6 separate regions of the Mus musculus genome follow, and regions 2, 3, 4, 5 and 6 are each linked to region 1. Evidence: chromatin loops called from intact Hi-C (ENCODE). Cell type or tissue: heart. All regions are shown on one strand.

Region 1 (5,000 bases):
AAAAATCAAAACCTGCAACAAAGAGCGTCCCCCTACATTTTTTATGAGCTGTAACATCTCCTGAGAGGGCAGAGTTGTTCTTCTAACCTGCAGATTGATGGCCCTACTTCCACACGGTGTCAGCTGAGGGAAGAAGCAATTAAAGCAAGCACAGGGGGGTGCCAGGTTTTGCCTCAAGAGCTCCATCTCCAGCCATAGCTTCAGCAGTTGCCCCAAGCCCTAGGAAGACCCCAGAAGTTTCATTAGGGCCAGTGGGGATCCCACAATAACCAAACAGATGACAAGTCAGAAGAGAGTGACTCCTGAAAGGCTGTGGCTAACTTCAGCAGTGGCTCCTGTCCTGTGCCAAGCTCAGCTTGGGCACTGTTCATGCTAGTTGTTCATGGGGGCAACCCCGCATCCCAACCAGACAAAAAGCTCTTTTTTTTTGTCCATTGTTCTGAGTCACCCAGTGACCAGCAGAGGGCACAGAAACACATCCTTCTGCCAAGGAGTTCACTTTTTCTCTGGGAGCAAGCTCAGGGCTGTGTTGTATAGCCTCTGAACATTCTAGCTAGTGAAAAGGCAGGTAAGCTGGTAAGTGCGGAGATGTACAGACCTCCTGATGGAATGGTAAATGATCGATGGCGCATGGCTTCTTGTGCGCTAGCCAGTCTGGAAGAGAAAACCCCCATTGCTTGTCAGCATCTAGGGAGAAAGGGAGCAAGTGAGGCAGTCCTGGACCATCCTCCAGTTCCATGGACCCCAGATGTTTTACCCTAGTGCGTTTGGAGCAAGCTGCCCTCTCCCAAGACCAGTTTCCTCTCCTGCATTCATTTCTAAGTCACGAACACAGATCAAATGCCAGCACAGCACCACCTCTCTCTGCTCTGACAATTGGCAGTGGCTAGGGGAGAGGCAAGGCAGGTGGTCTCCACACACCCTGGAGCCACCAAGCCCTGCCAGTCCCTAAGGCTCTCTGCTTCCAGCCGAGGGCTTAGTGCAGGATGGTTGCATTTGATGGAGCGGCTGGCATTTGACAACTAACCGCTTCCTCAACGGAGCGGTACCTGCAGGCTTTTGATAAGAGCAGCCATTTCTCTATCCTCAATGGGCCACCCATCCACAGAGGATACACAGAAGGAAGCTTTTGTGGCTCTTTGGCAATGGGAGGGCAGGGAGGGGGTTGGCCTGAGCTCCCAGTTCAGCTCAGACTGGCAAGGCAAGAAGAAGGCAAGCACAAACCACAGCCTGTTCTGCATTTCAAATCATCACAAAGGTTCCTCTAAGCCAAGATGGTAAACACATAAGAGATGTCAGGATGCTGTTGTGACAACATTTTTGCTGTCACCTAGGAGAGACAAGGTAGGTCATCTCCAAGACAGACAGAAGGCTGGGCTGAGTCCTATGTACACAGAAAGAGAAAGCTGTCCAGGGAATGTCACTCTTATACACTCTGTGCCCTCCCCCATCCCTTTCTCCCTCCTCCCCCCACTTCCCCTTCTCCCTCTCCTGTGACATGCCTGCTGTTTTTCCTTGTGTTTTGATAAAGCGAAAATTCTCAACTTGAACTGATGGAAGAAATCTTTTGATTTCAATGTAAAAATATATTTGATTTGATTCTGAAGTTTGCTTTGACATCCTCTCTGCTCCTTCTGTATACTCTGGGAAGGATGTGCCATACAGTGCCTCTCTCGTCCTTCTGCAAAAGGCATCCTGAAGCCCCCTGAAACCACAGGGGTCTACAGAGCCTAGAAGCTTCAGATATTCTCAGGGCCTTCCCATGGGGTCTCCATGGCTTCCTACACAGCAGACTAGATTAGCAAGGGACAGATGGTAGAAGGTGACCTCCCAAGTGACACTGATGGAGGAAGCAAACAAACAAAAAAATCACCCATGGACCAACTATTTGTGCGAGAAGTCACGGAAGCCCCACAGGCACAGGGAGAAATATGACCCAGAAGGCTGTCCTCAGCCAGAGACTTGGCCCAGAGGCCATTCCATGCTCCTTTATTGACCCAGTAGGTACCATAAAGCTCTGCGACTTCTCTCCCTGGAGGTAGATGAGATCCAAGGAGGGCTGAAAGGCAGGAGATGAAAAGAGCATCTTCGAGGCCAGGCAGCTTTTATCCCCAAACACCACTCAGGGTGGGAGTTGAAATCCTAAAATCTCAGGGTGGGAGGTGGTGATCCCAGGGTGACTGGCCTGCCGCTTGCTTGTTCCTTGGCTCCCACCCAGGTGCCTGGAAGCATTCCAGAGTTAAGTGTGGCTGGGAAATCATCCAGGGTCCCTCTTCCTTCACCCACTTTGTACCCATTTCCCAGATGATCAAAGTCTACCTGGAACAGTACAATTCCAGACAGCTACAGAGCCAGGCTGAGAACAGAACTGACTTCCCTGTTTTCTTGATAGAGGGGTGTTCTTTTCTTCTTTGCCTTCTTGGCTCTTCAGGTTTGGGGGGGGGGTTTCTTTAAAGAGATCATTAGATTCCTAAAGGGCAAACTGGGAAAGTTGGAGATAGCCTGGAATCAAGCACAATGTCCCAACGTTCCTAGTGGAAATGGGGCTGCATTACTTAGGTCTGCCACTGGGTGACACCTTTGGGCCACACATCTGTGAGCTGCAGAAAAACACGCAACTCCTTTTTAAGAATAAAAATATTTAATACTATGAATAAGCAAGTACATCTTTCTTTGGGTGGAATTTAACGGCAGATTGAATGGCCTTTCTGCCTTATGGCTCATCTGAGTTCACCCACACCCACACACACACACACACACACACACACACACACACACTCATGTCTGTGTTCTATTGCCTGTGGCTGTGCACTGTACACTCGGCACAGCAGTGGATCCTTCACTGTCTCACTGAGGACACAGGCCTGTCCCCTTTGCAGGGGAGGGTGTGCCCTCCAGCCCTGGGTGCCACTGAGATAATGCCTTGGAGAATCCTGGAGCAGGGGGTGCTGGGGTTGCTTTAACTCACTTGACTAAAGCTCTCAATGGAACGTGTTCATATGGGGCTCTGTCCATAGCTGAGAGATTCTGGGGAGGCAAGTGGAAGTAAGGGTGGGTACTTTTCTCTCATACTCCCTAAAGAATCTTTTGGTAGAGATGCCTCTCCAGCTTTATGTCTGACATATCCCCTCTAAACTGTTTATTGAGGACCTACTAGGTGCCCGGCACCATATTGAGAACTGATGTGAATACCTGCCCTACCTCCCCCCTCCACCTCCACCCCTTGTTGCTCTCTAACATGAGTGGCTGGCTCATTCTAGACAAAATGTCTTTTATAAATTCAGGGTTCTGCATGCTTTTGGGACATGTTCCTTTTAATTTTTTTATTTTATTTTATTCGTGTGTGTGTGTGTGTGTGTGTGTGTGTGTGTGTGTGTGTGTGTGTGTGTAGATACCTACCTGTTTATATGCACACCACATGCCTACAGTACCTGTGGAGGCCAGAAGAGGGAATTGGATTCCCTAAAACTAGTCACAAGGAATTGTGAGCTGGCCAGTGTGGACGCTGGGAACAGAACCCAGGTGCTCTAGAAAAGCGGCAAGTGCTTTTAACTGCTAAGTAGACGCTTTAATCTCTTTTTCCTATTTTGGTGTCCCTAAGTGGCCCCAGCCAGATTTGACAGCAGGGCTCACGTTGTGTAGAGATCTGCATGAAGAAGAGTTGATGTTTCAACCAAGCAGAGTTTTTATTTCTGGAACACTTGGTAATCTCTGGAGATATTTGCTAGTTGTCGTAGCTTAAAAGATGCTGCTGATACCTAGTAGGCCGTGGGGAGGGGCTTGGGACTTGGTGTTCTATCTATGAGACAGCCCCTCTATACCAAAGAGGAATCCCCCAGCCTGAATGGCTATTGTGCTGGAGTTGAGAATTCTTTACTCAGAGGGAAGAGGACATCTTGCCAGTCCCCAGAAGCTCACATCTTCTTATGTGTACTTTTATTCTGTCCCCATCAGTACTCTCTGTACTTTTAGCAGTCCTGTGGAACTCACATGTGGCGTCAAGACAGGCAGGGGACACACAGCATCAGCTCTGGAACCGTCTCTAGCAGTGTCCAAATAGAACTGACTGTGTTTCTGCTTGCGCTCCAGGTTCTGGCTGTCTGTCCAAGATCTCAAGAAGCAACCTCTACAGGACGTGGCCAAGAGGGTGGAGGAAATCTGGCAAGAGTTTCTAGCTCCCGGAGCCCCAAGTGCAATCAACTTGGATTCTCACAGCTATGAGATAACCAGTCAGAATGTCAAAGATGGAGGGAGATACACATTTGAAGATGCCCAGGTTTGCTCATTGACCCAAATTATTGTCATAGGGCATTCCTTAATCACTTTACAACTCGATCCTTTAATACAAATCAGAGGTTTTATGAGTAGTTTGACCATCAGCTTTCACTATTTATAAGTCAGTCAGTAGAAACTGTGCCAGGTAAGTGTACAGTGAAATCCCAAGATCTTCTTGTTAGGTTACATTACTACACAGATACAGAAATTTATAGTTCTTCAAGTTAGGATGCTAAGTGGAACTGCACCCTGGGAAACCCACCGTGAGTTGAACTAGTTTAGTAAAATGTACTCACTACGCACGTCAAAGCTTATCATTTTCAGAACACGGTCAGGGATCTGCCCTTTTCCTCAGGAGCACAGGCTAACTGGGAGCTTCAGCTCACTCACTATCCAGTGTCTAGAAAGAGGATCATACCAAGCAGCACTAGTTGGAGAAAGATCCAGATCTGAAATCTATTGAGTGCCCATTGCTTATGCACCGTTGTAACTTCAGGGTACTGTAAGTCAAACGGCTATATATTGTGGGACCATTTGTATCTGTCTTATCTTTTCTAGAGAAAAAGAAAAGTGATTTACAGAATTTTACAAAATCTAAACCCCTCTACTAGATAGGCTGAAAACAATAACATGACACCGTTAAAGTGGGAATTGGGAGCTGGCCAGGTCAAGAATCAAGTCCACCCCTGTCCAGCTGTGATGCCCACACTTTGCACTGCTTCCAT
Region 2 (5,000 bases), 94 kb after region 1:
TCTAGGGAGTCAGAACCAGTGTGTGCTCTTGGGATTAGGGAAGATGTGCGCAGCCTCCCTCCAACACTGAAAATCCCATCCATCCCTCAGACAGAGTGGGGACATGACACCACCTTTCACAATCAGAGTCACAAGACCAGGACTTGACATACGAGAGAGATAAAAAGCGTCCCCAGAGGATGGAAGGACAGTAGCCCACACAGCTCTACATGTGCCATCACAACACCACACCTGAGAGGGGACCGGGGAGAGGGGGGCTGGGCTTCCCGTTCATCTGCGTGTTGCTGTGTTTGCTTTTCAGAGCAGCAGAGCAAGCCGGATGGAAATTCATCTTCGGCCCATTACACACAGCTTCCCAGATCTGCAGCCCTTTTTCTAACCTCGGGAAAGCTGTGTCAGCCTTCATCCTGGGCACGGTAGCTAAGCAGCTCAAGGCAAAAACTCTAGGTTGTTCAGTCAGCAAGAGATGGTGCTGGGTCCCAAGGTCCAATGGGGAAAATATCCAAAGGCGTAAAAGGAAGGCTCTTCATTTGTAGAGATTTCCAGAGATGGAGGCTGAAGCTCTCAGCCATCCTTTGGAGGATGTGGGAAAGGTGAGATTAAAGTCCTGGAATGGCTTCTCACCTCTTGTGCCCACTGGGAGAAGTTCGCATCACCCTTCAACCAGGCCAAGAGATAGCAGTGGAGACCCTGTGACTCCAGAGATTAGAATATCACCAGGGGCCAGAGACCCTTTCCCAAAGCAGTCCACAGTAGTACAAGATAGCCAGCGTCAGCTCAGATACTAACAGAGCCAATGAAGACTAAACGTCTCCTTCCCCAATGCTTCACACTCCTAACTTAACCCGAGACCTCTGTGCCCCTCTAGAAACCAAAGTAGCCAAGAGATTCCAAATCGCTGGTCATCTGTCTCTCATCCCGCCCCAGGGACCTCCTGCCCAAGCTCACTCATGAAAACCTTGGGCTTAATAAACAGAGGTGGCCCTTACTAAAGCCACCAAGCTAACCTTTCCCTGATGGGAGATGCAACAGGGATTAGCCAACTCGAAGAAGAAAATCGATTTCGTGTATCTTCCTGTGGATATCTTCCCTTAGCCACCAGGGGTAAAGGGTTATTTGAAAAATGGCCTTTAAGGTTGTCTGTCCTCAGCCTAAACACAAGGTGGGCAGGGAGGGGACTGTGGTTAGGACTTAGCTCTGACCCTTTCTCAAACAAGCTATAGTATACACAGGACAGGCACTCCTCAGATCTGCATTTCCTAACTGTCCAGAAGGCCAGCCTCAGGATGGGAAGGCATCTGAGTGCGCTAGAGAGGAGATAGGCAAGGAGCTAGCTCCTCTCAGAGCCTCCACTGGCTCTGGGGATCCCAGGTCCATCGTGAATTCAGAGATGGGAGGCTCATGGTCTGACGTCAGCTGCCTGAGAGCAGTGCCACCAGTCTGGCTCAGACAGGATCCAGGTGGAGAGCCTTCCCGTCTTCCATACTATCACTAAGGACAGTGGGGAATCTGACTATTCAAAGGAGATTTGAGCCAAAGGAACCCTGCCTGACAGCTCTCAAGTGGACCAAACTCCAGGGTACATTTCATGGTCTCTAGCACTTTAAACCCAGATTCGCAGCCACACTCCACCCTGGCTGTCCCTAGAGACCCTCCAGTCCCTCCGACTGAGAGCTGTGTGCTCCAAGGATCCAGCAGAGCTTTCTCTAAGGCCACCAACAGATAAACCTAAGGCTGCTTGGGAACAGGCTGACATAGTCTTCCCCAAGGAGGGCATTTAGCTGGCCAAAAAGTAAGAGCCTGGTGTGACTTCTTTGGGGAATAGCTAAAAGCTAAATCCTGGTTGTAGCATGTGCAAAGAAGTGGGGGGGGGGGGGGAGGCGGGGGGGGGGTAAAGAGGAAGTGTTTGTCTCCAGTGCTGTCAGTATGGACAAGAGGGAGTAGAAGAAGCCTGAGCTGGGACTCGAAGAGCCCATCCCAGAGGAGGTGTGCTGCCAAAGCCTGACAGTGGGCTGCATCCACCCAGCAAGACCACGGCAGAAGCCACTCCTAGAGGCTGAACCCAAGCCAGCAGAGTCTCTGTGGGTGTCCACTCAGTCCAGGTGTGAGGCTTTTACCTTCCCACGCCAGTTACTTCTCTCTACTGAGCACACTCTGCCAATGACAGTACCCTGACCTCCACTCCAGAAATCCAAAAACAGCATTTGGGAACACAATCTCAGATCACCTGCCTACCAGACGTGCTTCAGCCAGGTACAGCCACTCATCATCCCCCTGGATTCTAGCGCTAAGGATGAACCACTTTCCATAGCATCTCCATAAGCTAAGGACATGTACCTACAGGGGCGGCTAGTGCCCGGGATAACAAATCCAAACAAGGAGCCGGGGGTCAACTGTGTTCTCCCCAACTTCCAGAAGGTGGCAATAACTAGATGTTTCCACCTGCACATCATATGGAAATATGCTCCAAACAGAAGCTAACATACGGATAAGCGGATAAGCAGCCCCGTCCTGGTTGCAGGATGCTTACCGGGTTCCCCCTGGAATGTTTTAGCATTTACAGCCTGATAATGCAACCCGAAGCCTGGGCCAGGGTGAGGCTGGTTTTATTCAGCCCCTGCAGACCAAGCCCATTGCTTTGCGCATACCCAGCCCCCTGCCAAGTGCTTCAGCCAGTACCAGCATGCCCAGCATTCACTCTTGGCAGGCAAAAAATGTGTTCATCTGCCTCCAGGGAAGAAGTAGCCAGGGTGGACAAGCATGGCGGATGCACAGGGACAGCTAGCATGGGCATCTCTTCCCTTGCCTAACAAAAGAGCACAAGGGGCCCTAAACACCCGACCATTTGATGCCAAAGCACAGGTTTATCTGTTTCCCCAAATGCCATGTGGACCTGACACACTGGCAAGCTGGGACTCCCTGCCTCCCCAACCCACCTGCTCCACAGCCCCTCTGCTCTGAGCTTCTGTTTTCAGGCTTCACTCATATATTATCTGGCCGTGTGTCTTTTGCTTTGTTCCCCCCTTAGTCCTTAATTTAGGCTTCTTCAACTACATGTTGAAAATGCACAGGGGTATATTTTTCTTTTATGGCACTGTTTTCTTCCAGCTACCCCTGCACTCTAACATTTGCGTGGCTACAGGGAAGGTGGGAGGGGATGCAAAGAAGGGAGGAGGGAGGAGAAGGGTGGAGGAGGGAGGAGAAAAAGAGAATGAAGGTCACAGTGGGGAATAAACATGAAAGGGAAAATAGAGTCAACAAAAACCCAGACCTCATTGCAGCCATGAAGTCTTTGCACCGTTTTGATAGCATAATTGAGGCTTTTTCTTTTTCTCAAATCTTCAATATTTCTCCAAAAGAGGCAGAGGTGACAAAGAGAAAAGATGGGAAAGGCCACGAGAAGCCATCTGCTGGCTCTTTAGACTGGGCACTGCAGTCCTTGGCTGCAGAAAACTTCAGGGACGATAAGATACAGCTTGCCTGGTGGCTCCTGGCTCTCCCTCTGGTCTTGGATCAACACCAGTGGCTTTCTTTAGGCCAACATACACCCAAACCCACATGTGCACACGCACACACACACACACACACACACACACACACACACGCAATGCACACACACATGAGTGTGCACGCACTCACATGCAATGCACACATATGCACACATATGTACACACACACACATGCACACACATACACACACATGCATACACATACACACACAAGCACACACACATGCAATGCACGTTCACACATTCACACATACGCACACACATGCGCCTGCTCTCATCAGCAATATTAACAACACAACACTAGAGATGGAGCAAGGTGAGCTAACGAGATGCAGTGGGTGGGAGCATAGGCAGGGAGTTCTCAAAGTTAGCTGCTGAGGAATACAAAGACCCCAGGGCCTCATGGGGTCCCTATTTCCGACAGAGGCCTCTTTTCCTGTGTCCCTTCCCAACCCCGGTTTTGTTGATTTGCCAGACCCAGTTGGTGCCGACCTGAATGGCCATCTTATTTGCTTTCAGGATAGAGGTCATTATTAGTAATTATATCTCTGTGGAAGAGGGTTCTGGCTGCCTGCCAGCCCAATCCTGCCTTCCTCTGCTCTGCCCTGGGTAATGTCACCATCAGCACAAATGCTCCCTGTTCGTGGTGAGGCCAACGATGGGGAAACTGTGGAGTGTCACTTGTTCGAGGCTGCTGGCCCCTCCACCTGAGGCTGTCACAGACTCCAAAAGGGCACCCCTGTACTCACCCACACCCTCATGACACCTATGACATCCTATGGCACCTCTCACAGCTTCACCAATGCCAAGGAGCCCTTGCAACCAGTCAGGAGGCATGGCCAGGCCTTCCTCAAAACCCACACAGACCTTTCAAAGGCACACTACTCCTGGCTTCCAGTTTTCCTCCTTACAGGGTGTGTGTGTGTGTGTGTGTGTGTGTGTGTGTGTGTGTGTGTGTGTGTGTGTGTGTCTGTCTGTCTGTCTGTCTGTCTGTCTCTCTCTCTCTCTCTCTCTCTCTCTCTCTCTCTCTCTCTCTCTCTCTTCTGAGAGACAGGTTTAATGCAGAAATGACAAGGCAGGAGCCTACCTCTCTACCTCAGGGCTTCCTGAAGTTGCTTTCTTTGGGCCTCTCTCCTGCTGCCCAGTTTGAACAGCCCTGCAGCCAGGCCTTTCCAGAAGCATCCACTGTGATGGTCAAAGGACCCAATCCATTCACCTTCCGACCTCCTCCTCTCTGCTTCCTGACCACTCCTCAGAGCAAACAACCCAGTCCCTACCCCCACAGTGAGTCTGCAGGCTCCTTAGAAAAACATTTCCAGCTCTCAAAAACTCTGAACCAATCCATGGTTCCCAGGCTGTTCCCACACTCGGGGCCTCTGGAAGAGGATCATAAAGATCTCAAGGCCTGAGGATACTGGAGAATAGCCAAAGAGCCCAACTCACAGATGACCTCAGCGGCCCTTCTGACTACCGATAAATTAGATTCAGTGC
Region 3 (5,000 bases), 250 kb after region 1:
ATGTGTGCATCTCTATGTTGCTTACTCGCCTACTGCAAGAGGAGGCTTCTCCGGTGAGGGTTGAGCTATGCACCGATCATGGTTGGGTCCCTTACCAACCATGTCACTGTGGGATCCTTAGTGTCAGACAATTACAAAGGAATGGAGAAGAGCCAAGGAGGACATGTGTGGTGGGGGGACCCAGGGGGGGTGGAAATGGCTGAGGTGGCTCCTTTGTAACTAGCTGCAGGTCCAGATAGAGAAACTGTTTCTTGGACCTCTGTGAGCCACTCTTAGCAAATGACCAAATCTGAAGGGCATCATGGGAGCTCCTACTTTGTATTTAGAGGTCAGAACCACAGTTGACAGCCTGGACTTGTAGTTGGCCCATGAAATGAGCAGTCTTGGAAAACTGGACCCTCCATCTGAAGGGTCTGATGACGCTCCAGGTAAAGAGAATGTCAAAGACTAAAACTGTGGATATGCAGGGAGTAACTACGGGGAATCAAAAGATTGCCGGTGTGAAGAGAACAACCTACCCGTTCTTGAACAGATGTGTTGTGCATGGATATGGAAAGAACAGCTTGTTTTCAATGGCAAAAAAGCACATATAAAGATGATCAGTTACACCATCAATTAGAGGAACACAAGTTAAAACTATAGTAAGCATCACTAAACATCCTCCAGAATGACCTTCTTGACTGACGGTGTGTAGTATTAGCCAAGAGAGAAAACGATGGGGCCTTCGCACAGAGCGGGAGGGAATAATCTCTACTTCACCTTGGAAAACCGCCTGGCAAGTTCCTAAAAAGTTAAGCATTCACCTTCTTCATGATCTAGCCATTCAGTGTTTGAGCCGTTTGCCCCAGAAAAATTAAAGCACACGTCCATGCAAAGACTTGAACACAAAAGTTCATAAAATGCCTCCTTAATAATAGGCAGAAACTAGAAAGACACCGAGACCTTCATCAGCAGGAGAATGGGCATAAAGAGGGTGACAGCCATACGTCAGGACACTACCTGGCTGTTACAGACTCGTGTTAGCACATGGATGATGCTGAAGTAATTACAGCAAGTGAAAAAATGTAGACAGCGCCACCTCTAGAATGGAGTACATAGCTGTAGATTCCAGTATAGGACGAGATCAATGGTTCACCCCCAAAAAAGGGGAGAATAGGAAGATAAAAAAGAACTGGGCTAAAGGGGCTTTAGAAACTTTGTAGGGTTGTGTGTATGCTCATTATTTGGATTGTGCTGATGGTCTTATGTGTGCACACACACACACACAGAGGGTTTCTCTGTACAGTCTTGGCTGTCCTGGAATTAACTCTGTAGACCAGGCTGGCCTCAACTGAGAGATGCACCTGCCTCTGCCTCCTGTGTGCTGGGATTAAAGGCGTGTGCTATCATCGCCCAGAAGGCTTTCTTTTTTAACCTTATAGATCCTTTGCATGCATAGGATGGCTTCCAGTTTTGAGGTTCTGTGGGAATCCTGCATGTATGTCTGTCTGTCTTGGCATTTGTATGTGTTTCTTGTGCCTTTCCTTTGTTTCAGTTTGGGTTTGTTTGTTTGTTTATTTGTTTGTTCCTATTCTAGTTTATTTGTTGTTTTATCTTACTTTATTTTATTAATTTTTAGATGCCTGTTTGTTTTCTAACCAGAGACAGAAAGGATGTGGATTCAGATGAGAGAGGGGGTCGGAAAGGATCTCAGAGGAGTTCCAAGAGGGAAAACTAAAATCAAAATATACTGTATGAAAACGTTCTATTTTTAATAAAAGAAAAATAGAAAAAAGAATAAAAAGCAAAAGATACAAGAAACCAAACAGGAAATCGAGATGAACAATTGTAATCAAAGAAGCAAAAAACTTTCCCATGAATGAAGCTCATTAGCAGAATCCAAAGGAGGAAAATAAAAGAGAAATTATAGAAATTGTTCTATCTGAGGAACTGAGAAACAAAAATGAATAGAATCTCGGGGGCTGCAGAGATGGGGGGGGGGGGTGCTACAGAGATGGGTCAGCAGTTAAGAACACAATTGCTCTCTAGAAGAACCGAATTGACTCCCAGCACCCACATGGCAGCACACAAGTGTCTAATTCCAATTCTGGGGGGAATCCAGCGCCCCCTACTGGCATCTGCAAGCACTACACACATGTAGTATGCTTACATTCATTCAGGCTACATTCATTCAGGCAGAACACCCATACATACACATAACAACAAAGGTTTAAATTTTTAAACCAAAAATAGAACCTAGGGAACAAAGAGGGCAGATCTGGGGCTGTAACAAGAGACCTAGCAAGTGTGCTCTTGGCATCCCAAAAGAAAAGTGAATGGGGCTGAAGATATTGCCAACAAATCTCTCAAACTTGGAGAGAAAACAAAAACAAACAGGAAAAAAACAGGCCCAAAACTCCAAGTAAGCTTCAAACAGAATAGATTTGAATAAATCTATTCCAAGGCACATCAACATTAGACTTTTGAAAATAAAAGCAAAGAAAACCCTTGACAACAGTGAAAAGAAACGACGATTCTCATACAAGGGAGACGCCACATGACTGGCGGCAGATTTCTCATCACTAGCCGCCTTAAGACATGGCAAGTCTTTCAAATGCTACTCAGAAAAGACAATCGATTTGTAATTTTATACCTAGCACAAGTATTCATTGGGAATAAAGGAAAAATAAACATGTTCTCCAACAAAGGCAATCTAACCCTTATCACACATCTTTAAGTAAATTCGATAAGCATTCTTCAAGCACTGAAAATTGTGTTTGATGATTTGATGTGCTCATCAGTAGAGAGAAAATGTTTATTTTAAAAATGGTTCTTTTATTAGTGCCACCATCTATCCAACTGAGTTAACTGGTCTGTAGGACAGCTATCTTATAAATGAATTTGGTAAGGGGACCTGATGAGATGAAAGGTTGGGTGTGGATATGAAGTAGTTATATGAAAGAGATCTTTGCACTGAGGAGTTTCCTGTCTTGATTATAGTATTGGTTACATGGGATAAAATGACAGGATCTCCAGGAAACCCCATGGAAGAGGAGGTAGGGTGTATGAGCCAGGGGTGATAGAGTGTGGGGAGCGGGTGTGGCGGCAGTCCCAAAGGCGCCAGGGACTGCAGCTAAGTCATATGACTTGCACCTGACTTCCTCATATAAGACACAAACATCTTGAGTGCTGCGCAGGTGTACCAGGATACAGGTGAATCCAATTTGGTGGAGATTTGCCCCTGCTGCCCTGATTAGCTGAAGCCTCGTGACTGGCGAGGGGGCGTGGCCTGCGGTGCGTGGATGAGAGAGAGTAAAAAAGGAGTGAGAGGCCCAGGGTTCGGGGGAGATATAAACAAGAAGAATCAGGACTGAATAAACTGCTGTTAGAAGGACTGGTGGTCGCGTAGTTCTTGCTGGTCGAGAGCGGGCGCGACAATAGAGGACACAAAGAAAAACTAAGACCCTCTAAATCAATGAGCAAAGTTCATGTGAACTCACAGAGACTGAAGCGGCATGCATAGGACCTGCTCAGGTCTACACCAGGTCTTCTGCACTTATATTACGGCTTCCAGCTTAGTGTTTTTATAGGACTCTTGTGTGTGTGTGTGAATGAGTGGATCTCTGTTTCTTGTGTCTTCTTTTGGGCTCTTTTCCTTCTCTTGGTTTGTCTTGTCCAACTTCAATGGTATAGTTTTTGTCTTTTCTTATTATATACTATTTTTATATTTTTTGAATGAATGAGTGAGTGAATGAATGAAAACCTATACACTGGGGTAAAAGTTAACAACTGTCACTTACACCTGCTGAGAGCAGGAAAATCAAGTTTTCTCCAGTAGAGTGACACTGGGAATATCAACCACTCCAGAGCAAACCTCATGTTAAGGAGCAGTTGGACAACATATAATAGACTCCTCAGTTGTGTGTGTGTGTGTGTATATGCGTGTGTGTATGTATGTATGTTGTGTGTATGTATGTTGTGTGTATGTGTATGCACGTGTGTCTTTATTTGGTTATAGTGTGGTGGGTTTTTTATTATTATTTTGTTTTCTTGGTTTGGGGGATTTGTTTCTGTCTTAGAGTTTCGTCCATTTTTTGAAAAAGAACTTAAAGATGGCAGGCCAGGAAGGGGGAAGGGATCTGGAAGGATTTGGGGGAGGGAAGAACATGATGGAGATATATTTTCATTTTAAAATTGTTTTAAATAATAAGAAAGGAAGGAAGGAAGGAAGGAAGGAAGGAAAGAAAGAAAGAAAGAAAGAAAGAAAGAAAGAAAGAAAGAAAGAAAGAAAGAAAGAAAGAAAGAAAGAAAGAAAGAAAGAAAGAAAGAAAGAAAGGCAAAAGCTTCTCACACTTCTCACACACATTTTACCATTATCAACTTCTGGTGTGATCTTTGGGGAAAGCGAACGAAAACCAGAAAGGTGTTCTAGGTGCCGTGTGCAATTCCCAGGAGGTATATGGCAACTTAACATGAGAAGCTAATTTTAAGAAAGGAAATTCGCTGGGTGTGGTGGTGCACGCCTTTAATCCCAGCACTTGGGAAGCAGAGGCAGGCAGATTTCTGAGTTCAAGGCCAGCCTGGTCTACAAAGTGAGTTCCAGGACAGCCAGGGCTACAGAGAAACCCTATCTTGAAAAACAAAAACAAAAACAAAAACAAAACAAAAACAAAAAAGAAAAGAAAAGAAATTCTATGAATCCTCTAAACAGATCAACCCTTAACAAGTAAAACCAAAATGAAACCTATAAATCCAACTATGTAGAAGACTTACTGTCACAACTAACACAGAAGACTATCTGAAGTGACTTTGAGGCACAGTGGCTTGACACCACAAGAGGGCAAGAGATACAAAGTGCAAAAAGAAAAACTGTCAAGTCCTGTCCGGTAATCTTACTACAAATAGCCCTGCTGTTACTGAACTACCAATGTGCCTATTGTGCACTCTGTATGTGATAAAGCAAGGGTGTCCACATCATTAAATCCAGGTTCAGGGGTATATGCATATGTGTGTATTTATGC
Region 4 (5,000 bases), 390 kb after region 1:
TGAGCCGCCTGAATGGAAGCCAACAGACTAGGCTTCTGGGAACTGAACTCAGGGTCTCTGCAAGAGCAGATGCTCTTAATCACTGAGCCATCTCTCCCACTCTCATAAAATGTCTTCTTTAGGAGATAAAAAAAAAAAAAAAAAGACTGTCCTCAAGTGGGTAATGGTCACACATCTCTGAACAGACTAAAAGCCATTGAACCATACACTGGGGAAGGAGGCTGTGTGGTAAACGAGTTAGATCTTGATAACATTTCAAAAACTCCCTCCTCATAACAAATGACAGAGCCCCACACGTGTGTGTGTGTGTGTGTGTGTGTGTGTGTGTTGTGTGTGGCTGTTTTTGTTTTGCTTTTTTTTTTGCGGGGGGCGGGGGGGGGCTGGGGGGAGGTGGTTTGGTTTGGTTTGGTTTAGATCAGCATTGAGCATGCAGAAGACATTGTATGGGATTCAGTTTATCAGTCAGGGGATTCTATACCCATCATAACCACCTGTTTCATAGCAGGTAACACGGGATGAAACTGTGTTCCCTGGAAACCTTAAAATCCTGAAGCTGTAGCCATGACTAAATATGTGAGCTCATTAGCAGGTAGTACAGGTCACGCCATCACACCTGGAGGCCGAGGGGTTTCTAGAAAGTCTTTCCACGCAGCCAAATAAAAGCATTCTCATCTTACGTATTAGCTACACTGGAGAGACTCCTAAAGCAAACCCTCATAAAGTAAGGGCCGAGGGGAGGCTGGTGTCCAACGTGGCCACGCCTACCCCATCCCTGAAAGCAGCCTCGTCTGGCCTCAAACATACTTTATAGCCAAGACTAGCCTCGAGGGTTGATTAGAAGACCAGCCTTGTCTGTGGGCCAGACTGCCTCTGCCTCTTGAATGATTACAGGTGTGCTCCTGACTTTCTGTGACTGGGGCAGGAGAGGGCGTTTTGTTTTGTTTGTTTGTTTGTCTTTGTTTCTCCTTTGTTTGAAGGCAGGCTCTCCTTCTGGACCCTGACCTGGCCTCATGCTCACAGCAATCCTCCTGCTTGAGACTCCCAGGAGCTAGAATTACAGGCATGAGCACCATGCCTAGTTTATGTTTGGCTTGTGATTTAATTGAGAATACAGGGGTGGGCAAATCACGAGAATAAAAGTCATTTGTCATTTTTACGTCTTTAACTAGCTTTATCATAAATTGTGAGGTTTTTTTTATATAAAATCTCATAAAACGTCGTGAAACACTTATAACAATATTAAAGAATATAGAAGTACAGGAGAAATAGAAAAAAACTTTTAAATAAATCAGAAAATTCACTTCTGGCAAGTAACTTAATCTTGAACCTCAGTTTATTCCTCTGTAAAATGTAGCTATTCATACCAGCTTCTACATATGGCAATGTAGATGATACATAGAAATGTCACTGATAGTGCCAGCAAGGTAACTTGGCAGATAAAAGTGCCTGCCACGGAGACTGACAACCTGAGCTTCATCCCTGGGGCCCACATACTGAAAAGAAAGACCTGACTCTCACAGGTTATCCTCTGACCTTCTCATGGATGCCATGGTGCGTGTACCCGCGAACACTTCTTAAGTCATTTCTTAAAAGACCAATGACTGCCGGGCGTGGTGTCGCACGCCTTTAGTCCCAGCACTTGGGAGGTAGAGGCAGGTGGATTTCTGAGTTCGAGGTCAGCCTGGTCTACAAAGTGAGTTCCAGGACAGCCAGGGCTATACAGAGAAACCCTGTCTCGGGAAAAACAAACAAACAAACAAACAAACAATGACTGAGCTGGGGACATGGTGGGTAGAGCACCCACCTGGGATGTGCAAGGCCCTGGATTCAACTTCCAGAACCACAAAAGAAGAGAGAGAGGAAGAGCAGGAGGAAGAGGGCAAGGAGGAGGAAGAAGAAAATGAGGATGACAAGTAAAAGGAGGACCAGCAGGAAGAGGGGGAGCAGGAGGAGAGAGAACAGGAGGAGGGAGAGGAGGAGGGAAGAGGAGGGGGAGCAGGAGGAGGGAGAGGAGGAGGAGCAGGAGCAGGAGGGGGAGCAGGAGGAGGGGGAGCAGGAGGAACATGAGCAGGATACATAGTAAGCACTTGAGAGCTACTTCTTCCTGCTGGTCAGTGAGTGAATGACCAAGGACTGGTTACTGAGGAGGTAGAGGCATGGAAAAAAAAAAAAGCCAAAGGACAAGGAGTAGTGCAATTACAGGAACCAGACTCTGGTCACCAAATCTGAAGCCTAATAAGACTGGGCTGCAGTGGGTGCTAAGTCCCTCCTGTGTGAGGGGAAAGAGGTTTCAGACCAACCAGAGCTAAGTGAGGGCAGTCTGGCCTGTTCAACCCCCACCACCACCACCACACATACACACACACACACACACACACACACACTCTTAAAGAAGGGACCCGTCCTGCCAATGCTTTCCTTTTGAGGTATCATGGAACTAGAATCAGAGGACCATGAGATAGGATTAAACTTAACTCTCAGGACACAGTAGTTATTCGCTGTTGATAGGGATGTTTCAAAAGCCTGATTTGTTGGAAACCAACGTCTAGACCTCATTAGCGTCCCTTCTCCCCTGATGTCAGGTTGAGGGAAGAGTGGGGCTTCACAACTCTTCTTTACTGAAAAGAGTCTGGCCAAAGTGGAACACGCACACCAGAGTTCCGAGACCCAAATTTGTTACTGGCAATCGAGTGCCCTCTAGTGTCGGTTAGTGGAAAGACACATTTGTAAACAAGTTGAGAAACTCCTAGACATGCCAAACAGCAGTATCTTCTTACATGGATATGGATATTAGAGAGTAGGGAGGGGTATCGATAAAATACAGATGTGGGGTCAGAGAAATGGTTCAACCGGAAAAGGCACTTTCTGCCAAACCTGATTCTGGGTACTGTCCCCAGAATTCATGTGGTGGAAAGACAGAACTGATTCCTGCATGTTGTTCTGATCTACAGAACATATGCTTGGTGCACACTATACACACACACACACACACACACACACACACACACACACACTACGCTGTCATCAGAACTTGTTTTGTCTTGTCTTGTCTTTGGGCTGTTTTTATCATATAGGCTGGCTCCAGTGGAGAGAATATACGTACCCACTTTCACAGCCAAAGCAGTGCTGGCATCAATCTATTTGACAGTGGGGAAAAAAAAAAAAAAAAAACCCAACCACACAGACTTACCTCCACAAGCTTGTCAGTCCAGTTCTTAAGGGTGCCAGGAAGTTACATTCAGTGGACGCAACAATTCCCCAAGCAAGTATTACCTAGCTCGATGAGGCTTGGGCTGAGAAGGTAGGAAAACTGCCCTCGAATGCAAAGACAGAAAGCCTTAAATGTCGGGAAGAGCTCACAGTCCGAACCTGCGTTCTTCCTGCTTTGAGAATCTGGAGACATACTGCCTCTTGATAAGAACTCAGAGTGTGACCCAGTTACTCCCTTTGCACCTGATGTCTCCGGCGCCTTCCATTTCTTCCTATATGAATGTAGTACGAAAGTTCTGAGACTTGAGCCAGATAATGATCAATTACCTGGAAAAGAACATCCAAAAATATGGTCTGAGATCCGGTTTACCGACTAGGCCTTCCAGAAAAATTCCCAAAGCCAGACCTATGGATGATCAAAGTTTCAGAAAACTGTTGTTTGATATGGAAGTCACTAAGGACACCTACATTCCTCTTTTTAAACATTTATTTTCACTTTTAATATATGTATATACGTAACTGGCGTCTATTTTAGGTAAGAAGCCCCCAGGAGAGCAAGGCAGGAAACAGGGCAGAGTCCTGAATTTGTTCTGTGCTGCATACTGTACAGTGGTCATCGCTTAACAATGCTCTGATTTCTGGGAACCCTGCAAGGGACTCTCTTGCAGAGCCATGGTTAGTGCACAGGGCCCCTGTTCTTCCTGCCTTCCCTTCTGGACTCTTACCCATCCAATACCAGGAGTGCTCTCTTAATGGATGGGTGGAAATAGTTTAGGCAGAAGTTGAGGAAGGAGGAAGAAGGTAGTGATGGCAGGCTTGCTTTCAGAGCTAAGAGGCCACATAGGCTTTGAAATGTCCCAGATGAAACAAACCCCAAAGCCCCAGAGCAAAGTTGTCACTTACAACTGTTACCGATGGTTGTGGGCTGCCATGTGGATACAGAGAGCTGAACTCAGTCCTCTGTAAAAGCAGCCAGTGCTCTTAACCACTGAGCCAAGCCATCTCTCAAGCCCCTGGGGACCTATTTATAATTACTAGGAAAAAAAGACATCTTGGGGACTGGAGATGTCAGTAAACAGTTGAGTTGGTAAAGCACTTGTCTAGAGTGTACAAAGTCAGCCGGGCGTGGTGGCGCACACCTTTAATCCCAGCGCTTGGGAGGCAGAGGCAGGTGGATTTCTGGGTTCGAGGCCAGCCTGGTCTACAGAGTGAGTTCCAGGACAGCCAGGGCTACACAGAGAAACCCTGTCTAGATAAATAAATAAATAAATAAATAATAGAGTGTACAAAGTCCTATGTTTAAAACTCCAGCACGATGTAAACCAGGTATAGTGGTGCACACCTATAATCTCAGCACTCTGTAGGTGGAGGCAGGAGGCCATACTTGAACATACATGCATACTTGAACATACATACTTACTTACTTGAACATACATACAAATATGCATACTTACTTACTTGTACATACATACATACATACATACATACATACATACATACATACAAGACCAGCCTGGCCTACATGGCAACTTTTCTTTTCCTCCTGTCTTCTTGTCTTCCTATCTACCTTTTTAATTTTTCTTCTACATTTATTCGTGTGTGTGTGTGTGTGTGTGTGTGTGTGTGTGTGCGCGCGCGCACTTGTGCACGCTAGCGTGAAGGCCAGAGGACAACTCTCAGTAGTCAGCTCTCTCCTTCCTAGTATGTGGGCTCTGGGGATCAAATTGAGGTCTTCATGCTTAGTGGCAAGCGTCTTTATCTCCTAATGTGCATACACACATGCAGACAAA
Region 5 (5,000 bases), 310 kb after region 1:
GTTAGCCTCACGTGATTTGCAGCTCTCTCTGCTTTATGCTTGCAGTTGAGCTGTGATCGATCCCTCAGCTTCCTGCTTCTGTGGCCATGAGGGAGGCTTGCTGCCGTGCCTCCCTGTGGTGATGGGCTCACCACTCTGGAACCATAAGCCCAAATGCAAACTCTCTCTTCTACAAGTTATCTTCGTCACAGTACTTTATCCCATTAACAGGAAATTAATAATACAGCAATTTTCAGAATAGTTAAGCCAATTTTAGGAAACTGTGCTAAGGAATGATTTAAAAAACGAGCCAGTCCAAAGAGGATATTTAGGGACCAGCAGAATGTCCTGGTCAGTGAATATTTCCTGTCCAAGCATGAAGACCTGTGTTCCTTTCTCCAGCACCCCTGCAAAAGCCAGATATGATCGGGAACACTTGCAATCCCAGAGCTGGAGAAGAGGAGATAAGCAGGTAGATCCCTGGGGCTCACTGGTCAGCTACTCTAGCCAAATCAGCCAGCTCCAGTTTAGTGAGAGACTCTTTCTCAAAGTAGAGAAAGACTGAAGAAGACACCTAATGTTGCCTTCTGGCCTCTATGTGCAGAGACATGTAGCAGAAATGTACATACAACTTTTGTTACTGACTCATTTATACCAACAAGAAATCATTTAGAGGGCTGGAAAGATGGCTAAGCATTTAAGAGTTCTGGCTGCTCTTTGAGAGGACACAGGTTCAATTCCCAGCACCAACATAGAGGCTCACAACCTTCTGTCCCAGAGGATCAGATGCCACTCTTTGGGCCTCATGGTCACCAGGCACCCATGTGGTATACAGACATACATGAAGACAAAATACTTATACACTTAAATTTTATTTTTATTTTTCAATTAAAAAAATAAATGATCTGCCGGGCATAGTGGCGCACGCCTTTAATCCCAGCACTTGGGAGGCAGAGGCATTTCTGAGTTCGAGGCCAGCCTGGTCTACAAAGTGAGCTCCAGGACAGACAGAGCTATAAAGAGAAACCCTGTCTCGAAAAACCAAAAAAAAAAAAAAAAAAAAAAAGAAAGAAAGAAAGAAAGAAAGAAAGAAAGAAAGAAAAAAAAATGATCTAAAACAAACCATCAGGAAAACAGTCAGAGATCCATATTTGTCCAAGGTAAGAACATAACAGATATCTTTCAATTCACTCACTTCATATTACATACAAACTTCAGAAATAACTGAGAAGTCCTGATGACTATACATGCTAAAAATGGGCACACGTGACTTATGGGGAAAGCATATTCGATTTTTCCCATTGAGGTAAGAATTGAAAATCATCTAAATTCCTATCAAGAGAGGTGAAATTAAATAAATTACATATCCACACTTGAAATACCTTATTTAAAGTAGGATTACAGGTTGGGATTATAGCTCATACAGCTCTTATCTACCCAGCATATTCAAAGCCTTGGATTCGACCCCCTGGTACTGTGAATAAAAAGGGATTGGGCTGTGGGTATATTGTCAAATAAAAAGAAAACAAAGTGCATTATGGGAGGGAGAGAAAGAGAGAGGCCGTATGGGGGTGGCAGTAGCCTCAAAGTATAATGTGTGCTTCGGTAAAAATGGCTTTATATCACCCTTTATAATAAAACTAAAATATAAAAGATATAGCCCAGGACACTTGGAAAAGCAACTTTTGGGTGGAGAAAAGAAATAAACTAAGTGAAAATGTATAACCCTAGGATATTATCAGAAAAAAAAAAAAAGTAGAAAAGAAGTCACACAACTCTGGACAAGGAGACAAGAGGAAGGGGGAAGCTGGTGGGGAGGGGGGGTGCCATAAAGGAATCTGATATTTGAAATACTAATAAAAAAGTGTGTTGTGTTGCTTTTCATTTTTATGTGTTTCAATGAGGTAGATAAAGATGCTCCCAAGAGCCATAGGTTATTAAAGAAATAGTCCCGTACCAGGGGTGGGATACTGCCTCACCACTTGGTCAGGGAGGTCCCTGAGGCCCCCAGAACACTACAGGAAGTTGTCACTGCTATTAGCTCTGCACCAGAACTAGTAGCACTAGACTTTATTACCTAATTACCTATCACCAAAGACACCAATGGGCCTTGATTACAGGACATGAAGAATTCAGGCTAGACCTGGGCTGGAAGCTTCCTTCTTACTGGCTAGCCCTCGGAGGTATGCAAGGCTCCTAGGGGAGAATTCCCAAGAGGAGGAGTCATACTCAGCTATGGTCTCTGTGTGTAATAATACTGCCTGGCCAAGCCTGACGAGTCAATGGTGCATCAGTGACAAGCCTGTTATGGGGGGTTGAACAACTGTTTCCCGCCTGATTATATTTGATACCTAATTTACAGGACAAAATTCATGTCTGGGTCACAAATCAAGCCAAAAGCCTGAGGCTGGGGAGGTCATGGGGTGGAGTGGAAAAGCTACTTCTGCTGTTTTGGCTAAACTGATGTGCCCATCAGATCACCCTCTAACTAACCGTTGATGCCCATAGGTGAGCGCTGCTGTCCCTGTTGGCCAGAGAAGCTTGTCTTTGTGATGGTCACAGATGGCTATAGAGATGCTTAACTGTAACTCAGTCAAACGTACTAAGAATAGGTTCCTGTTGAGTGACCAGTCATAGATGGTCTCTCTATCACTTCCTCCACGGTCAGGGAACATGGCAGAGGAAGGGGCAGAAAGAATGTGAGAGGAAGAGGAAGGGAGTTAAGGTTAGGTACAACTCAGCTTCTTGTCCAAAGAATGGAAGCCATTCTAGAAATACCACGTATCTTCAAAAGCAAGCTGTGACCTTTACAGCTGTTCTAAAGGGGAAACCTAGGGGTCAGGGGAGGGCGGGTCATAGCTGTAAACCCAACCCAGAGAAAAGGCGAGAGAGGAGAAGGATAGAGGCGCCACCTGCCTGCCCACACATCCAGTACAAGCCCAAGATCCCCAACATGGCCTCTGTCAGCTTCCCAGAATCGTTTGCTCTCATGAGACCTTCCCATTCCTCATAAAAATCCAAGTTAGCTAGGAAAAGAGAAACTCGGGGAAGGTTTTAAACTCACAAGACTGCAGCCGGGATTTCAAAGTGACACCTAAGCCAGCCTTGTTGGCATAAGCCTGAAATGTCAGGATTTGGAACCGAGTCCAAAAGCGGCAGCAGGAGGGTTGCCAAGCTCAGACCCAGCCCAAGCTACATAAAGAGTTCAAGGCCAGCCTGAGTTAGGGATTGTGAAACCCCGTCACCAAACAACCAAAAGAGAAAGTACAACTACTACCATTCTGCCTCTGCTCACCTCGAATCATCTGCATCGCTGACACAGCCTCCTGCAAACCTGAGATCAGAGTCTCCCTTCTTCAAAAGATTAGAGATGTGAGGCCAGGAAGCCTACGTGCCAATGCCAGGAGGAAAATCTAAAGGCCAGGAAAGTGGGAGAGGAAGGAGGCCTCATTCCAACATGCAAGGACGTGAGTTTCTGTCCCTGTCTCAGCTCTTACCATTCCCAGCAGGCCTGGCCAACATCCAAAGAGACTCCGGGCTGGTGAGCCCACGAATGTGAGGCTGAGATAAGCCGGGGAAGCGAGGATTAAGCTTGCCCAGGGTTATATATGGGCTGCTGTGCGCTGACATGAACCGGGGGAATCTTAAGTTCCCAGGGCATTTTCTGCACTCATTCCTGCTCCCAGGATTAAGAATCCTCTCTTGCTTCCTCCCTCCCCCTGGACCACCACTAAGCAGTTGCCTTGTGAATAGCAGAAAAGTGAGGCTTTGTCTGTTTGGTTCTGGTTTTGGTTGTAACATACATGATAAAATCCTGTGGACCTGTGTACTCATTTATAGTAAAACAGACTAAGAAACACCATTTTCCCTTTGTCTATGGGACAGCCACCTAGTGGCACATATTTCAAAAGCTACAAAAGGTCTAAATCTAGTCCAGGCCCCCCCCGGTTGGAAACATGCTTTGGGAGCCCAGAAAATGTTCTGCCTCCTTCCAGCAAGGGGGAAACTGAGCCCTCGGGGAAGCAGCAACGTGATGCACCTGAACAGAAAGGAGGAGAGGTGACCCCAGTACATCAAAGAAGGCTGAAGAAAGGACAGTGACGTGACTTTCAGGAGCCCAGGTGCCTAGCGGGTCGATGCTTATCTCCTCTGACCAACTCCAGGCATCCCTAACTTTGTCCTGTGAACCCTCCGAGGACAGTAAACTCCAGCACAAAGTGACTCTCCCAAGGTCTGGAAGAAAGGAATGTCTTCCCCCTCAGCCTTGCCCGAGGCTCGACGCCTGGAAAAATTCCTGGGATGATTTGGTGTAGTCTGGGATGGCTCTGGAGCCATCCAGGCTGGAAGAGAAATGTGGTTTTGAACAAAGGCTGCCAGGACCAGTCTTGGCGACTTAGGGACACTTTCAGGTCTCAGTATTTCTGCCCTCACCACCTGCTAGCCTAGACTGGATCTTCTTGTTTGGGGAAAACCCTTGAGATCCTTGCCCTCCATGAGGCAGTCCTGGTGACCTCATTCTGAACTGACTTGCCATGTTCCCAAGGCTCCTCATGCATGCATGCCCTCGCCCCGGCATTAGTGTCAGTCCCCTGGAGACGTCAACACTCAATGACCGACAACCAGGTCATACACACTTGGCCTTTCTCCTTTTCAATTTTTTTTGGGGGGGGGGGGGCATATGTATTTGTGCTCAGCGTTGCTTATGAGTGGGGGCACATGCTTGTGTATGCTCACATGTACGGAAGCCTGAGGTTACTGTCAGGGAGGCAGTCCTCAAGAGCTCTTCTCCCTGATTCATCGAGGCAGACTCAATCAATTCCAAAGCTCGCCACTCTCAGTAGTCTCAGTAGCTAGCTTGCTCTTAGGATCCCGTGTGTCCACCTTCGGAGGCTGGAACTGCAGCATTGTACATAGGTTCTGAGGATCCAAATGGAGTTCCTCGTGCTTGCTCAGAAAGCACTTTAACCCCAGGCCCTGTACATAATTTTTTGGCCAACCCCCTGCCGGCATCAACCTTCACT
Region 6 (5,000 bases), 140 kb after region 1:
GATGCCCAGCATGGGTGCTGAGAACCAAACATGGGTCCTTCGCAAGGGCAGAAAGGCAAGAAGGAAGAGGGTCCCATCTGGAGGCCTGTTACAATAATTCCTCTCATTAGAGGGAAGGTGGCTGCTATTATATTGTAGTTTCATGTCATTCTCTTTGAGTCCAGTGCTCTGCTCCTGTGATCTATACAGTTGCCAAGACAATTGTCATTGAACATTCTAGGCAAGTAACATGGAAAGTCAAGTGAACTCACGTGAACAACAGAGAATACACGTGGGGTCTGGACCAGTCCAACACATTCACAGGGCTTTGGCACCTCTAAGTGCCCATCTATTTATTCACCTGCTAAGTGGGACAATAGCTTCCAACAGGGCGTCTCAGAAGATACATCAAGAGTGAAATGATGAGGATTTAGTGCGGCAGAAAGTGCCAGCCCCTTTGGGCTACTGTGCAGAAGTGGCCCATACTCTTTGCCTTCTCCATCCACACTTCTAACACATGGCTGCACCTCTTTCAGCTTCAGAACCTAATAGGGAAGGAAGCCGTCAGTGAAGTAAAATCACAGAGAGGGGAGACAGACAGTATTAGAATCGGAAGACTCATGGGATGGGGCAGGCAAGAGTTTGTGCTGCTCTTGCAAAGTACCTGGGTTTGGTTTCCAGCATCCAGGCAGCGCATCTCACAACCTCCTAGAACTCTAGCTCCATGGGACCTGACAGGCTCTTCTGGCCTCCATGGTTACCTGTATTCAGATGCACATGCCCATTCACTGATACTATAAATAAAATGAAATAAGGGGCTGGAGAGACTGCTCAGCAGTTGTGAGCAATGGCTACTCTTCCAAAGGTCCTGAGTTCAATTCCACGCAACCACATGGTGGCTCACAACTGTCTGTAATGGGATCTAAGGCTCTCTTCTGTTATGCAAGTATACATGCAAATAGAGAACTTTTTTATACATGAATAAATCTTAAAAACTAAAAGGAAATAAATCTTTTTTAAAAGCTTAAGGGTTACAAGTGCAACTTCTCATTCCCTATAAGAGGCAAATCAAATTATCTAGACAATGAAGCCTTGAGACGCTTCTACACCCAAGAATGGGCATGACCAGCATCCCAGCCATTTCCCCTCCTCTTTCTCTTCTTCACTTTATCCTCAGCCACTGACCTATCAACCTAAAGGACCAAGTACATTTAGTTCTAATTTTATCAGAACAATCATAGGTTTACATCTCAAATTGAAATAGGCTCTCTGAGACCAAGTGGCCAGCGGGCCTCTCTGAATATACTATGCTCCTCCCAGGTGCATTTCCAATCCGCAAGGTTGAAAGAACAACCCTTGGCAGAAAATGGCCATGGAATCACCAACCTCCAGGGTCAGCACTCAGAAAGATGTGCTCTGGACCAGTTAGACATCATACTGAAGCTGGGAGACACTGAGTCTTTCAAGCCATCTAGAAGGAATGTGGTTGCTGCTTTGTCCAGGAGGACTCGGAAGCTACCATCCATCACAAGACAGATGCTGCGGGATGGGGAGAGTGAATGAACCAAGCTTTCTTGGCACTCACGACTCAGCTACACTCAGAGCCATGCTAAGAGTCACACAGATCCTGCTTACGAGCTCACGAGGGGGCCCTACTTCCTGCTATTCCTAATTCTTTTATTGAGGATCAAACCTCCTCTTGATGTCAATGCTGACAGCATGTTTCTCTCCACTCTGGCTCCAAACCCCCATGCCTGCTCACACCTTTTCTGCTTCGGCCCATCTGCCTGCCACCTGCTGTTGCTTTCAGTGGCCTGCCTTCTCTCTGTCCATACCAACTCCATTCATTCTTCTCTGAAGTCTTGTCCCCACATCAGCTAGCACCGGTACCTCTCCTTGCTGAGCCTGCCTAACATCTGCAGTTGGTGGCAACTTGGCATTTAATTATGCATGCTTTATCTTGAATAATATGTTAACCACCTGTTTCTCTGCCACTAAAACAAAGGATGTCTGGCATGACACACTGGAGAACCATACTTTAGAGTCATAAAAGACAAATAAATAAATAAATAAATAATCTTGTGCTTCAGCAGTAATATTATCTGAAAAGAAAAGAAAAGAAAAGAAGAGAAGAGAAGAGAAAAGAAAGAAATTGACTAAAAAACTCAGACTTTGCCAGCTATCACTAGCACTTTTATTACTTCAACCCCCTTGAGTATCAGATCCCATCTCTACAGAATGGAATTAGTAACCTAACCATCCACCTATGAAAAGCCTAAACCCAGCTGCTCACATGAGCACATGGAGAGCATCCCTTGGACTGGAGAGATGGTTCAGTGGTTAAGAGCACTGACTGTTCTCCCAAAGGTCCTGAGTTCAAATCCCAGCAGTCACATGATGACTCACAACCACCCGTAATGAGATCTGATGCCTCCTTCTGGTGTGTCAGAAGTCACCTACAGTGTACTTATGTATAATAATAAATAAATCTTTGGGCGGGAGCAAGCAGGGACTGAGCAGTCAGAGTTGACTGGGGTGAGTGGGATTGACTGAAGCAAGCAGAGGTCCTAAAAATTCAACCCCCAACAACCACATGAAGGCTCACAACCATCTGTACAGCTACAGTGTACTCACATACATAAAATAAAAAAACATCTTAAGAAAGAAGGAAGGAAGGAAGGAAGGAAGGAAGGAAGGAAGGAAAGAAAGAAAGAAAGAAAGAAAGAAAGAAAGAAAGAAAGAAAGAAAGAAAGAAAGAAAGAAAGAGAAAAAACAAGCAAGCATCCCTTTTTGCTTCTCTGTATGTCCTTCAGAACCTCACACAGTATTGCAACACGGAAGGCATTCAATCGGGTATTGAGCGATTGATCTGTAGCATAAAGCAAAAAGGATTATTACAGAAAGTAACAATGGTTTGAACATATTGATTTATTTTCCCATTGTGGACATAAGGTTGATATTTATGAAGGTAAGACAGCCTATTTTACCCAAAGAAGTGTTCGAGATTATAAACCACTGGTGTCTCCAAATCCATAAGTCAGCCATAACGCAGCACTAGCATCAGGGTGATGTCTCACTTGCTCCCCCAGCAGGTATCAGCAGACGTTGCCTTGTTAGAGTCACAGTCCACAGAAAGCTCACGTCACACACAGAACACAGCACAACTGTCGCTTCTTTAAAACAAGCACATCGAAAACAGTGTGTGCCGAACTTCTTTCCCAAATGGCTTAGGTTCTCTAGAAAGGCTGCTAACCACTTTCCTCCCAAGTAGAATTGTGTTGATAAAACATTGTCTTCTACTGGACCCTTATGCCTGACCAGCTGGAGAGGTTAGGAGACAACTGTGAACGACGGTGATATCACTCCATCTGAGCTGGATGAAATAGTGAGGCCCTATTAGCAAGCATGTGATTCATTCGTGAGGATGAAGTTGGAGGCTGTGAAATCCATGGAGTTGAGAACTGGGACTCTAGAGATGGGGCTTTCCGGAGTACCATTCAACTAGCGGCCTCTTGGCCTGTCTGTCTGACTTCTTTTTCACATCTGTGGCATTTCTCTGGAGGAAACTGTCTCTTCCCACAATAGTCACATGCCAGCTGGGGTCCTGTAACACCCAATGAGTAACGTTGCTTCAGTGCAAACAGAGCGTGCTTAGAAGTAGAATTTTCTTGACTCTAAGACACACTCTTGGAACCAGTCTTGTCCGTGTTTCTCCACTTGCTGGTGGTAAGTAGGCACCGGCTCCTTTCATGTTAACTCTATGTGTTGCAGAGTTAGACCTCAAGAGGCCTCCTCTCCCATTCCCCTACCTCCACACAGGAAAAGACCTTGGCTTCTTGACTACTGGTGAGCCCACCTTAGCCTCCAATGACGAAAGTTAGTTCTCAGTGTCAAAGAGTTTGTCTATTTGCTTTCAATCCCCCAAGGCACGTCTCCTGTCCTCACAGTAAGTGGTCAGTATCTTTTTCTCAGTGACACACTGAAGTTATTAAGTGACCACTCATGCTCCTTTCCAAGTTAGACAATCTCTAGTGCTAAACATTTCTTTAAAGGGCTTGCTTGCTCTTATGATATACTGTTGTTAATCTTTCCCAAAATTTTAGATTTTTTTTTAGTCTTTTTTATTTCATTTGAACATGGTCTTATCACTGCTGATACCAATACTAACATAGCCTAAGAATTACTTCTCAGGACTTGCACATCATTCCCAATTTAGCCTTCAATCACTCACTCAGATAACACAGTAGCCACTGGATAGGGTTCTAGTAAGACCATCTAGGTCTATCCCATGTATAACTAGCCTTGGCAGATGATGGCTAATAATAACAGGCAAGTCCAGCATAGTGGTACACTCTTCTAACTCCAGCACTTGGGAGAGGGTATCGTGTTCAGTGGTAGAACTCTTGCCTAACACCACCTGTGAGTTTAAGTTCAATCCCCAACATTACAAAAAAAAAAGTAACATACAGCACTCAGGAGGCAGTTTCGGGAAGATCAATAAATTAAAGCCTGGAATATTCAGTAAGAGCCTGTCTTTTCTCTCAACCATTAGAACATAAAATAATAACAACACAGCCAACATAACTGAATGGATTGGGTCAGTAATAAACCATGGCTAACCACTGTCAATGACTCTCAAAAATTATTTCCTACTTTATGTAGTGAAGCTCACCTAACCAAGAGATATGTGCTCCTCACACCATGACTATGCAAAATAGAAAACACTGGATTTACTGACTTTAAATAATCTCCATCCCTCTAGTCTAGCCTGAAAACTGACTTCCAGGTGATGCGAACACGGGATGAAGCTTGAAACAAGAGCAGACACAAAAACACACCAGTTCCAACCACTTCCTTCTTTCAGGAAACTCTCAAAACCTAACAATAAGCCTCACCAAAAGGAACCCTGGGATCTGAAAGGGTAGCCAATTCGCTTAAGACATTGAATTGAGCATCTCCTAACCATGGCAAAAAAAAAAAAAAAAAAAAAAAATCTCTTCAGTAATTTTTGGCATGACAGC

What was found. Peaks named below come from ENCODE experiments on the same cell type or tissue, not always from the same donor. Only the 100,000 strongest peaks of a DNase experiment are listed, where the experiment ranks them.
Region 2: it touches region 1 in a loop (2.2-fold over the local background); 2 of 42 quality-filtered maps call a loop at or near these places.
Region 3: it touches region 1 in a loop (6-fold over the local background); 4 of 42 quality-filtered maps call a loop at or near these places.
Region 4: a loop joins it to region 1, with 5 times the contacts of the local background. A loop is called at or near these places in 39 of 42 quality-filtered maps.
Region 5: a loop joins it to region 1, with 2.2 times the contacts of the local background. A loop is called at or near these places in 2 of 42 quality-filtered maps.
Region 6: a loop joins it to region 1, with 2.4 times the contacts of the local background. A loop is called at or near these places in 2 of 42 quality-filtered maps.

What each region holds. Positions count from the first base shown.
Region 1 is chr12:83,112,024-83,117,023 of GRCm38, forward strand. It overlaps Rgs6 (regulator of G-protein signaling 6), which reads left to right. Exons shown (of 17, transcript NM_015812.4): 15 at 4,090-4,276. Among named protein-coding and RNA genes, the nearest start is that of 1700030I03Rik, 6.9 kb to the right of the region's middle. In heart, CTCF peaks have their summits at 438 (motif pointing right) and 2,572; no DNase peak of the experiment used is centred here; H3K27ac peaks cover 1,372 bases.
Region 2 is chr12:83,205,565-83,210,564 of GRCm38, forward strand. No RefSeq gene overlaps it. Among named protein-coding and RNA genes, the nearest start is that of Gm51988, 53 kb to the left of the region's middle. In heart, a CTCF peak has its summit at 2,414 (motif pointing right); no DNase peak of the experiment used is centred here; H3K27ac peaks cover 3,519 bases.
Region 3 is chr12:83,362,884-83,367,883 of GRCm38, forward strand. All of the region lies in intron 2 of Dpf3 (D4, zinc and double PHD fingers, family 3), which reads right to left. Among named protein-coding and RNA genes, the nearest start is that of Dpf3, 120 kb to the right of the region's middle. In heart, CTCF peaks have their summits at 2,114 (motif pointing left) and 4,807 (motif pointing right); no DNase peak of the experiment used is centred here.
Region 4 is chr12:83,499,730-83,504,729 of GRCm38, forward strand. No RefSeq gene overlaps it. Among named protein-coding and RNA genes, the nearest start is that of Dpf3, 14 kb to the left of the region's middle. In heart, a CTCF peak has its summit at 2,699 (motif pointing left); no DNase peak of the experiment used is centred here; H3K27ac peaks cover 829 bases.
Region 5 is chr12:83,421,391-83,426,390 of GRCm38, forward strand. The region is part of intron 1 of Dpf3 (D4, zinc and double PHD fingers, family 3); the gene reads right to left. Among named protein-coding and RNA genes, the nearest start is that of Dpf3, 64 kb to the right of the region's middle. In heart, CTCF peaks have their summits at 2,896 and 3,865 (motif pointing left); a DNase peak (open chromatin) is centred at 3,501; H3K27ac peaks cover 3,025 bases.
Region 6 is chr12:83,249,599-83,254,598 of GRCm38, forward strand. The region is part of intron 8 of Dpf3 (D4, zinc and double PHD fingers, family 3); the gene reads right to left. Among named protein-coding and RNA genes, the nearest start is that of Gm51988, 97 kb to the left of the region's middle. In heart, no CTCF peak of the experiment used is centred here; no DNase peak of the experiment used is centred here.